Regions from separate parts of the Homo sapiens genome. Here region 1 is linked to region 2. Evidence: read pairs that join two places in POLR2A ChIA-PET (ENCODE). Cell type or tissue: PC-9. All regions are shown on one strand. Links, peaks and the distances in the headings refer to the core of each region. The heading gives the core; the rest is flanking DNA. Region 1 overlaps PFDN1 (prefoldin subunit 1). Region 2 overlaps DNAJC18 (DnaJ heat shock protein family (Hsp40) member C18).

The links. Peaks named below come from ENCODE experiments on the same cell type or tissue, not always from the same donor. Only the 100,000 strongest peaks of a DNase experiment are listed, where the experiment ranks them.
Region 1: POLR2A ChIA-PET joins it to region 2 with 6 read pairs; 2 of 35 experiments call an interaction of 5 or more read pairs at or near these places.

What each region holds. Positions count from the first base shown.
Region 1 is chr5:140,251,914-140,256,303 of GRCh38, reverse strand. All of the region lies in intron 3 of PFDN1 (prefoldin subunit 1), which reads left to right. Among named protein-coding and RNA genes, the nearest start is that of PFDN1, 49 kb to the left of the region's middle. In PC-9, for the core only: no CTCF peak of the experiment used is centred there; a DNase peak (open chromatin) is centred at 2,153; H3K4me3 peaks cover 350 bases; H3K27ac peaks cover 3,943 bases.
Region 2 is chr5:139,406,821-139,411,210 of GRCh38, reverse strand. DNAJC18 (DnaJ heat shock protein family (Hsp40) member C18) reads left to right here. Exons shown (of 8, transcript NM_152686.4): 8 at 1-1,008. Among named protein-coding and RNA genes, the nearest start is that of SPATA24, 4.9 kb to the right of the region's middle. In PC-9, for the core only: no CTCF peak of the experiment used is centred there; no DNase peak of the experiment used is centred there.

The sequences.
Region 1 (4,390 bases), core at 299-4,298, 840 kb before region 2:
GGTTCAAGCGATTCTCATGCCTCAGCTTCCCAAAGTGCTGAGATTACAGGTGTGAGCCACCACACCTGGCCGAGATGAGAGTTTCTAAGAGGGAGTGCAGATGGGGAGAAGAGGAGGAGTTCCAGGACAGCTTCTTGGGAAATGCAGCATTCGGAAGCTGAGCAGAGGAGGGGTAGTCAGCAAAGGAGAACTTAGAAAGAGTAGCCAGTTATGTCGGAGGAGAATAGAAGTGTGGTGTCATGAAAGCTAGAAGGAGAAAGTGTTCCAAGAACTGTGTTGAACACTGTTGAGAGGTTGAGTAAGATGACAGAGAAGCACCCATAGAGATCATTGGACTTGAATCACAGCCAATTCATTAGAGGAGGTAGAAGTGTGATTGGAGAGGTCTGAGGAGCAGATAGGAGGGAAGACAGGGGAGGCAGCTGCCTTAGAAAACCGATTCAAGAAGTTTTGCAGAAAAAAGGCAGTACTTTCAGGGGACTGAGAGGTAAAGAAAGGGTTTTTTAATGGTTTGCCTCACCAAGAAGGATCTTGCAGAGTAAGAAATAGAAGATTAAGAAGAAAGGAAGGTTAATGGTAAGAGTGAAGTTTCTGAGAAGGTATGTGGGGATGAAATCATTGTCTAAGTGGAAGGGTTGTGTGTGTGTTTTTGTTTTGTTTTGAGACAGGGCCTTGCTCTGTCACCCAGGCTTGAGTGCAGTGGCATGATCACGGCTCACTGCATGCAGTCTCAACCTCCTGGACTCAAGTGATCCTCCTGCCTTAGCCTTCTGAGTAGCTGGGGCTACAGACATGCACCACCATGCCCAGCTGATTTTTTTATTTTTGTAGAGATGGGGGTCTCGCTGTAGAGATAGGGTCTCACTAATAGGTGGGTGATATTCTCGGCCAGGGTTCTGTAAATTACAGCCCAAGGGCCAGCTGGTCTCAAACTCCTTCCCTCAAGTGATCCTCCCACCTCAGCCTTCCAAAGTGCAGGGTTGTATTTTGATTCCTTTAAAAACACAGTACAGGGATGCTATCAATTTTAACAGTAGAGAAAGAAGAGACTATACATACAGGTGTAGGTCGATTAGTAGATTTGGTAGAGGGAAGATAGAGTTCTTATGAGATTTATTTTCTCAGCTGAGAGGAGGGAGAATAGGCGATTTGAGGAGACAAGACAAAGCATGAAATAGTTATTTTGGAGAGCAGACAATGAACATATAAAGGAGGTTTAATAGAATTTCCATAGTGCCCATTTGGGATTCATGGCTCTGAATTTAAAGTGAGACCATTCAGCACAGTTTAGCATTTTCCTCCAGCAACATTCAGCCACTCAGGTGAGGCATGGAGTGGGTAGATGGTTGAGTTTAATCTGGGTTGGCATTTTCCCAGGTAAGTGCAACAGAGGGAGAGAGGGACATAGGTGAAAGGGTAAATATAAGGAGAATAAATATAAATGATGGACTATATAAGCAAAGCTGGGTAGGAAGGGAAAAGCCCATGGAAGCATAATGGAAAATGAACAAGTTGTTGCGTGACGAGGTTGAAGAAATGCTGGAGCGAGAGTATCAGAAGTGACCTGGAAGAATATGAGGTAGTGGTGGTGAAATGGACACTTCAGAGGTGTGCAGCTTCTAGTGTTGACAAGACCTAGGGCATGACCATGGACCAGGTGGCTGAGGTGGGATAACTGTAAAATTGTGAGGAGAGAGGAGGCTGTGGTATTGGGTGGGTCATCTACATTCTTGTTGAAGTCACCTTGAATGGTACAGCTGTGGTGGAGAGGGAGACAGGGAGCCACTGATGATGACGGATAGTGCCCAGGATACTGGAAGATTGAAGCAACAAGGAGGGGGGAGTCCGGTGGCTAAGCATGATGCCATGAACTTCAAGGACCAGGGTTTATGAAGGATAAAGGAGGGGAAATGGTTTGGCAGTGAGCTGAATGAGTGGATGGAAGGATGGACAGATGGAAATGTAGGCTTTTATTAGGCAGCTTTCAGTGAAAGTTAAAAATCTCTAACTGCTGGACTCAGTCCTACCCTTTAAAGCCCCATCTTTTTAAGGAACAGACACTGGCAAACCACCGCCTGCCCCGTCCAGCCCACTGCCTGTTTCTGTGCTTTCGAAACATAGCCGTGCCCATTCATCTGCACCACACCCATTTGTTTACACATTGTCTGACTGCTTTTGTGCTACAATGGCAGAGCTGAGTAGTTGTAACAGAGATAACCCCACAGTGAAAGCCTGAAATATTTATTATCTGGCCCTTTATAGAAAAAGTTTGCTGACTCCTGATTTAGAACAAAAAGTTTGAGTCTCAAACTTCAGTGTGGGTCACAGCCACCCGGGAGGGATTGTGAAAACACAGATTGCTGTAGTCCATCCCCAGGGTTTCTGGTTCAGTTGGTCTGGGTCGAGGCATAAGAATATGCCCTTCTAATAAGTTCGCAGGTGATCCCGATGCTGCTGGGAGAGGACTGCACTTGGAGAGCCATTGCTTTCTATAGTTAAGGTAGTGATAGATTCCTTCTTCCCTTAATCTTCTCTGAACCAAAAGTCCCCACCGACTTCAGCTGCCCATCGCTTGACCCCATCACTTGACGTGATTTGCTGGCTTGTCATCATCCCTTTTACACCTGGTGCCTGCAGATGGTAGTGATTCTTTGGCTGAGGCTTGATCAGCACCATATTGCATTAGGACAGTTGCCGCTCCTGGCTCTGTGCTTCACTCTGAGCTTTCTATCTGGTCATTCCCAGGTTATCTGGTAGGCTGGGCTTTCTCTGGGACTCACATGAAGCTGATGTGTTAGGGAGGGCAGCAGTAGGTAGAACTCACCTAAACCTCAGGGGGACCGAGCAGCTAAACACTGTTGTTTGAAGAAGAATTTTTTCCCCTCGTGTATATCTGCTGTAAAGTGCTTGAGTGGTGTAGGGGTTCGGGTTCGTCTTGGCAGACTGAATTGGGGGTGCTAGCCAGCATGTGATCATAGGTGGGGTTTGGGAGTCTGACCCCATATGGTAGCAGTGTCAGTCTGTCGGCAGGTAAAAGCACACCTGGGAGGAAAACAGGTCAGCGCTTAGCTGAAGCAAGTCTTTTGTCCCTGTCCTTCAGCAGAAAGACCTCTGAAGGGTCTTTTCTGTCTTTCTTTTCTGAAGGATATTTCTAAAGTAGTATCTAGAAGATGCAGGGACAGTAACTCCTTCCGAGATTTCTCTTTATTCTCCTGCTCCATGCCTAAGATTGCTTTATCTTTCTTTGATTTGTCTCCCAGCGGTGTAGCTCAGTGGTTACCATATCGCCTAGCTGTGTCCTCTGGTGAAGTGGATGCACCCAGATGAGTTTACAAGTGGGCATATCCGTGGACCGCTTAGACCTGTCTCTCAGGTGTGGGGTTTTGCCTGCCTCTGTTGGCCCTCCTCACCCATCCAGGCTGGCGGCTCAGGGCACATGTGCCCTCAGGGCTCTGCCCTGCCCCTGCCTGCTGCAGCCGTGGCCATGCTGTCCCATTTTCCATCCTGCCTTCTCTGATTGTGTCCTCTTGTTGCCTTTTTTTCTGTTTTTGTCTTGTTTCCCCTGCCTTCTACCAACCTTGTCCCCCATCAAAACATGCTTCTTCAGCCCTCAGTGAGTTCTTGGCCTCTTGCCAAACATCCCCATTGTGGGCAGTTGGTACCCTCTGACCATTTTACAGATCTGCCAGTGAGCGAACACGAGAATTAGTGAGGCTTTGGGTTTTTAATTTGGAAGTCATGGTAGAGACAGCGAAAAGATGGCCATTGCCTTCAGTTTTTTTGATTAATAGTAGAGCTTGAAGTTGGTGGTGGTGTCCAGGAGCTGGAAGCTGTGGATTTTACACAAGAGAGAAGTATGTGACCAAGGCAGGTCACACTCAGGGTCAGAAACCGTGACTCCCAGCAGAGGGTCTCTGAGGACTTAGCTCTCACAGAATATCAGGAACAGAAGGGAACCTAAGTCTGCCTTGTGTGTTGCCTCCGATGCCTGGATTGGAGGGCAGGAGATGAGCCAGCAGGGCTATTTTTATTCAGATAAAAGTACATATCCGTATACATCCATAGTATGTCTCCCCTCTCCTCTGAGCTCCATTTAACCTGTTTTGTTTGTTTAGTCTTTAAGGCAAGAGTTCATGTGAAGAAAGTGTCGTGTGGCTAAAGTAGAAATGGGAGTGGGGTGGGGGTGGAGGGATGCACTGGTATTGCCCAAATCCTCATCTTACAAATGGGAAAATAGAGGGACAGAGAGGAGAAAACTCTTTTCAATACCCCAAGGCAGGATAAACAGGAAAGAAAGAAAGAAAGAAAAAAAAAACTAATTTAGAGAAGGAGAGCTGGAGACAAAGTTCCTAAGAAAAGAAAAAAGTCTGTAGTGATAGCGTCACAAGAT
Region 2 (4,390 bases), core at 165-4,164:
ACCCTAGAGTTCATCTGCTCAGGCCGGGAAATGTGTAAGCTTCCTTGATCAGCTCCAGGCCTCACAGCACGGGAGCAGTGACCAGTAAGGAAACGTCACTGCTGTGCTTTCTGTTGGAAATTGTTCGAAAATACAGTGAACTGGCCAGGCCCAGTAGCTCATGCCTGTAATCCCAGCACTTTGAAAGGCTGAGGCAGGCAGATCATTTGAGGTCAGGAGTTCCAGACCAGCCTGGCCAACATGGTGAAACCCTGTCTGTACTAAAAATACAAAAATTAGGCGGGCATGGTAGCACGTGTCTGTAATCCCAGCTCCTCAGGAGGCTGAGGCAGAAGAATCTCTTGAGCCTGGGAGGCAGAGGTTGCAGTAAGCTGAGATCACATCATTGCACTCCAGCCTGGGTGACAGAGCAAGACTCTGTCTCAAAAAAAAAAAAAGAAAGAAAAAAGAAAATACAGTGAACTCCAGATGCCACTGGAACATGGGTTCCAGCAGCCTGGCCAAGCTATGTGTCATTCTTTTTCCTCATGATACCCAGGATGGGCTTTGTGAGGAGGCACTGTGCCGTTCCAGTGGCTTTCTGTTACAGCTGGCCACACCATACAAGCAAGTACATCATCTGCATGCACTGCTCCTCACAGGAGCTTGCACTTCATTCATATTTATTCTGCCCTCATTTAAGGTATAAGCTTAGTGTCCTAATATATTTATTTTTGGAAAGGGCCAAGTTACAAAACATCTTTTTTTTGAGGCTGCACTGTTGATATGTCATGCAGTGGCCACCAAGAAAGTATATACTCGTGTTAGATACTGATTACATCATTTACATCACGCTCAGTATTTGGAATTAAAGATGTGAATGTTCTGTGACCAGAGTAGGGATGACACAAATGGAATCAGCTCCTGGTGGACTAAGAATCTTGAAAAAATCTGGCCACCTCATCCACTACATCTGGATTGAGTGTACTGCAACAAAGAAAAACATTAAACAATTTTATATTAAAAGAATGGCTACTTTTCCTTGGTTCTTTTACCTTTGCCCATGGCATCCTTGGCCACTGCACATCGCCTGACTCCCTTGGAGCCACTTCCGACTAAAGAAGCTTTTGACGCCTGCTCCAGTCTTCCCTCACCCGTCAGTGGGATTATTTGCATTTAGAATAGTAGATAGCATTGTTGGCATCAGTTCCACATTTTCTATCAGATAACAGCAGCTGCAGTACCTCACAGCCAATATACAGATCAAAACTACACTTAGCATCAGAAATTCAGGTGTTATCCCAGTTCCTTGCTGGCTTTGGTCCTAGTGGCCCATATTTAGGAAAGTTTTGGTTTAAAAATATAGTAAATGATATTTACATGATCCTAACTGGTCATGATAGCTTTCATTTGAAAAAGAAAGTGAGATGAGATTCAATTCAGCAATGATTGAGAACTTACTCTGAGCCAGGTGGGCTGGGTTTTTGGAATGGGGGTCAGGGAACAGGTGAGGCCCAGCACCAAGACTCCTGGAGCTCACATCTAATGGGGAGGCCAGGCTTTCCACAGCACTCCCCAGTGCAATGAATAGCTAAAGGGAGACCAAGGTGACCACAGACTGTATAACAAAGGGATTTAACCCAGTCTGAGGGGTCAGTGAAAGCAACTCTGAGGAAGAAATATGTGAAATATAATCACCCTTCCTACAGAGATGAGTAGATTTTTATTTAGTGAAGGAGAACGGAAGCAAGACTTCCAGTGCTCCCATTACCATCACTAGCACTTCCACCCATCCAAGTGCCAAAGTCAGCAACCCAAGCCAGGCACGGTTTTGCACACCTGTATCCCAGCTACCTCCAGAGGCTGAGGTGGGAGGATCACTTGAGGCCAGGACCTTGAGACCAGCCTGAGTGATATAGCAAGACCCCGTCTCTAACAATAAAATTAAAAAGTTGGCCAGGCACAGTGGCTCACACCTGTAACCCCAGCACTTTGGGAGGCTGAGGTGGGTGGATCACCTGAGGTCGGGAGTTTGAGACCAGCCTGACCAACATGGAGAAACCCCCATCTCTACTAAAAATACAAGAATTAGCCAGGCATGATGGCGGGTGTGTGTAATCCCAGCTATCAGGAGGCTGAGGCAGAAGAATCGCTTGAACCTGGGAGTCGGAGGTTGCAGTGAGCCGACATTGCACCATTGCACTCTAGTCTGGGCGACAGAGTAAGACTCCGTCTCAAAAAAAAAAAAATTAAAAAGTCAAAAACCCAGGAAACTTTGTGTGGTAGACTTAATTTGGCATCCCCTAATATTTATGCCTTTGTGTAGTCCCTTTTCTAATCGGGGCTGGCCTTTGACCTTTAACCAACAGAATGTGGCAAAACTGGCAGCTTCCATTTTTGTACTTGGAGGGAAGCCAGCTACCATGTAAATTCAACTACCTGAGACCACTACACTAACCAAAGGAGAAGCCATGCAGAAGAGAACCCAGCAACCAAGCTGACAGCAAGAACTGAGGACCCAAACACATAATTCAAGTTGAGCCATTTGTGTTACCCCAGATGATGGGCAGAGCAGAAATGTGCTGCCCCACCAAGTCCTGCTCAGTCTGCAGAATTGTGAGCAAATAATAAAATGATTGCAGCCATTTTTTTGCAGGTGCAGTGGCTCATGCCTGTAATCCCAACACTTTAGGATGCTGAGCCAGGCAGATGGCTTGAGCCCAGGAGTTCAAGACCAGCCTGGGCAACGTGATGAAACCCTGTCTCTACCGAAAAATATAAAAATTAGCTGCACACCTACAGTTCCAGCTACTAGGAAGGTTAAGGTGGGAGGATTGCTTGAGGCCAGGAGGCGGAGGTTGCAGTGAGCTGGGATCGCGCCACTGCGCTCCAGCCTGGGCGACAGTGTAAGACTCTGTCTTTAAAAAAAAAAAAAAAAAGTTGCTGTTTGAAGCCATTACATTTTATGGTGGTTTTTAGCAATAGACAGCCAAAACACCTTTTCCTTGTCCCCATATTCCCTTATTCCCTCTCTCTGTTAAGTTCCATCAATTTTACCTCCAGAATATCCTAAACCTACTCTCATCTCTGACACTATCTGACTCTCAAACTACCATCCACTTTCACTGCAGTAGCCTTCTCGGTTAAAGTGGTCTCTGTGCACTTACACAGCCCCACTCCAATCTGTATACCTCACTGCAACCAAAGAGATCTTTTCCAAGCATAAATTGGATCACGTCATCCTCTTGCTTAAAATATTTCAGTAGCTTTCTTTTGTCCCTAAAATAAAAATCACCAAAATCCTTAGCATGGCCTACCTTGCTTAGCAAGGCTCTGCCAAGTTCTTGGTCTCTACCCACTACCCAAGCCCCCTCTTGCCCTATAATCTTTTTCTTTTATGCCATGCTACCCTTTAATTACTACACTCTACCAGCCCCTTTTGCCCCAGGGACTTTGTATACACAAAGTATACACTGCTTCCTCTTTCTGGTATCCCTACCTACTCATCTGCCCCTACCCTCTTTGCTAAGTGCTTCCTAGTTACCTTAATAGGCTTCAGCTCAAACATCACTTCCTCACAGAAGCTTTCCCTTGCACAGAATCTTAGCCCCACCTGGCTAAGTTTCTCTTTAGATTTATCTGGTTGTTTGATTATTGTCTGACTTTTCCCACTAGACTAAGTTCCTGACTGGTTTTACCTGAAATGAACCTTGAAGGGAGTGGTGCCCCATCTGTCATAAGGATTTGCTCTAGAAGTGCAGCCCAAATTCTTTGACACTACTCCCATTGAAAGGTGGTGGGGTAGGGGGAGGAATCTGTGTGTCCTCCTCTGGAATCTAGACTCTGACTCCTTGACCAATAGAATACAGCAAAAATGACACTATGCCAGGTATCAGGCCCAGGCCTTAAGAAACTGGCATCTTCCATTTTCTGTCACTTTGAATGATTATCTTTAACCCAGTCTTCATGCTATCAGAAAGTCCAGGCAGCCTATGGAGAGGAACCAAGACCTTTGGTCCTCAGCCCTAGCAGAGCTCCCAGCTGACAGCACCAACTTGCCAGTCACGTGAGTGAGCCATGTTGGAACTGGAACTTCTAACTCCCCGTTGAACCATCCCAGTTCACACTGCATGGAGCAGAGATAAGCTTTCACCATTGAGCCTTGCCAAATTCCAGATTCATGAACAAAATGATTTTTTTCAATGACTTAAAAAAATTGGGGGGTGGTTTATTATGCACCAATAGATAACCAGAACATCAGCCAAAATGACAAGCCTGTGCAGAAAGGCAACCCTTCCCTGGCAGGATCACAGAGCTGTTTGTGATGTCATGTCATCCTGAGTCTCACTGAGTCCTGGTTGACCAGGAGCCCAAAGTGCCTTTCAACATATAGAGGAGTCTGTGGCAGTGC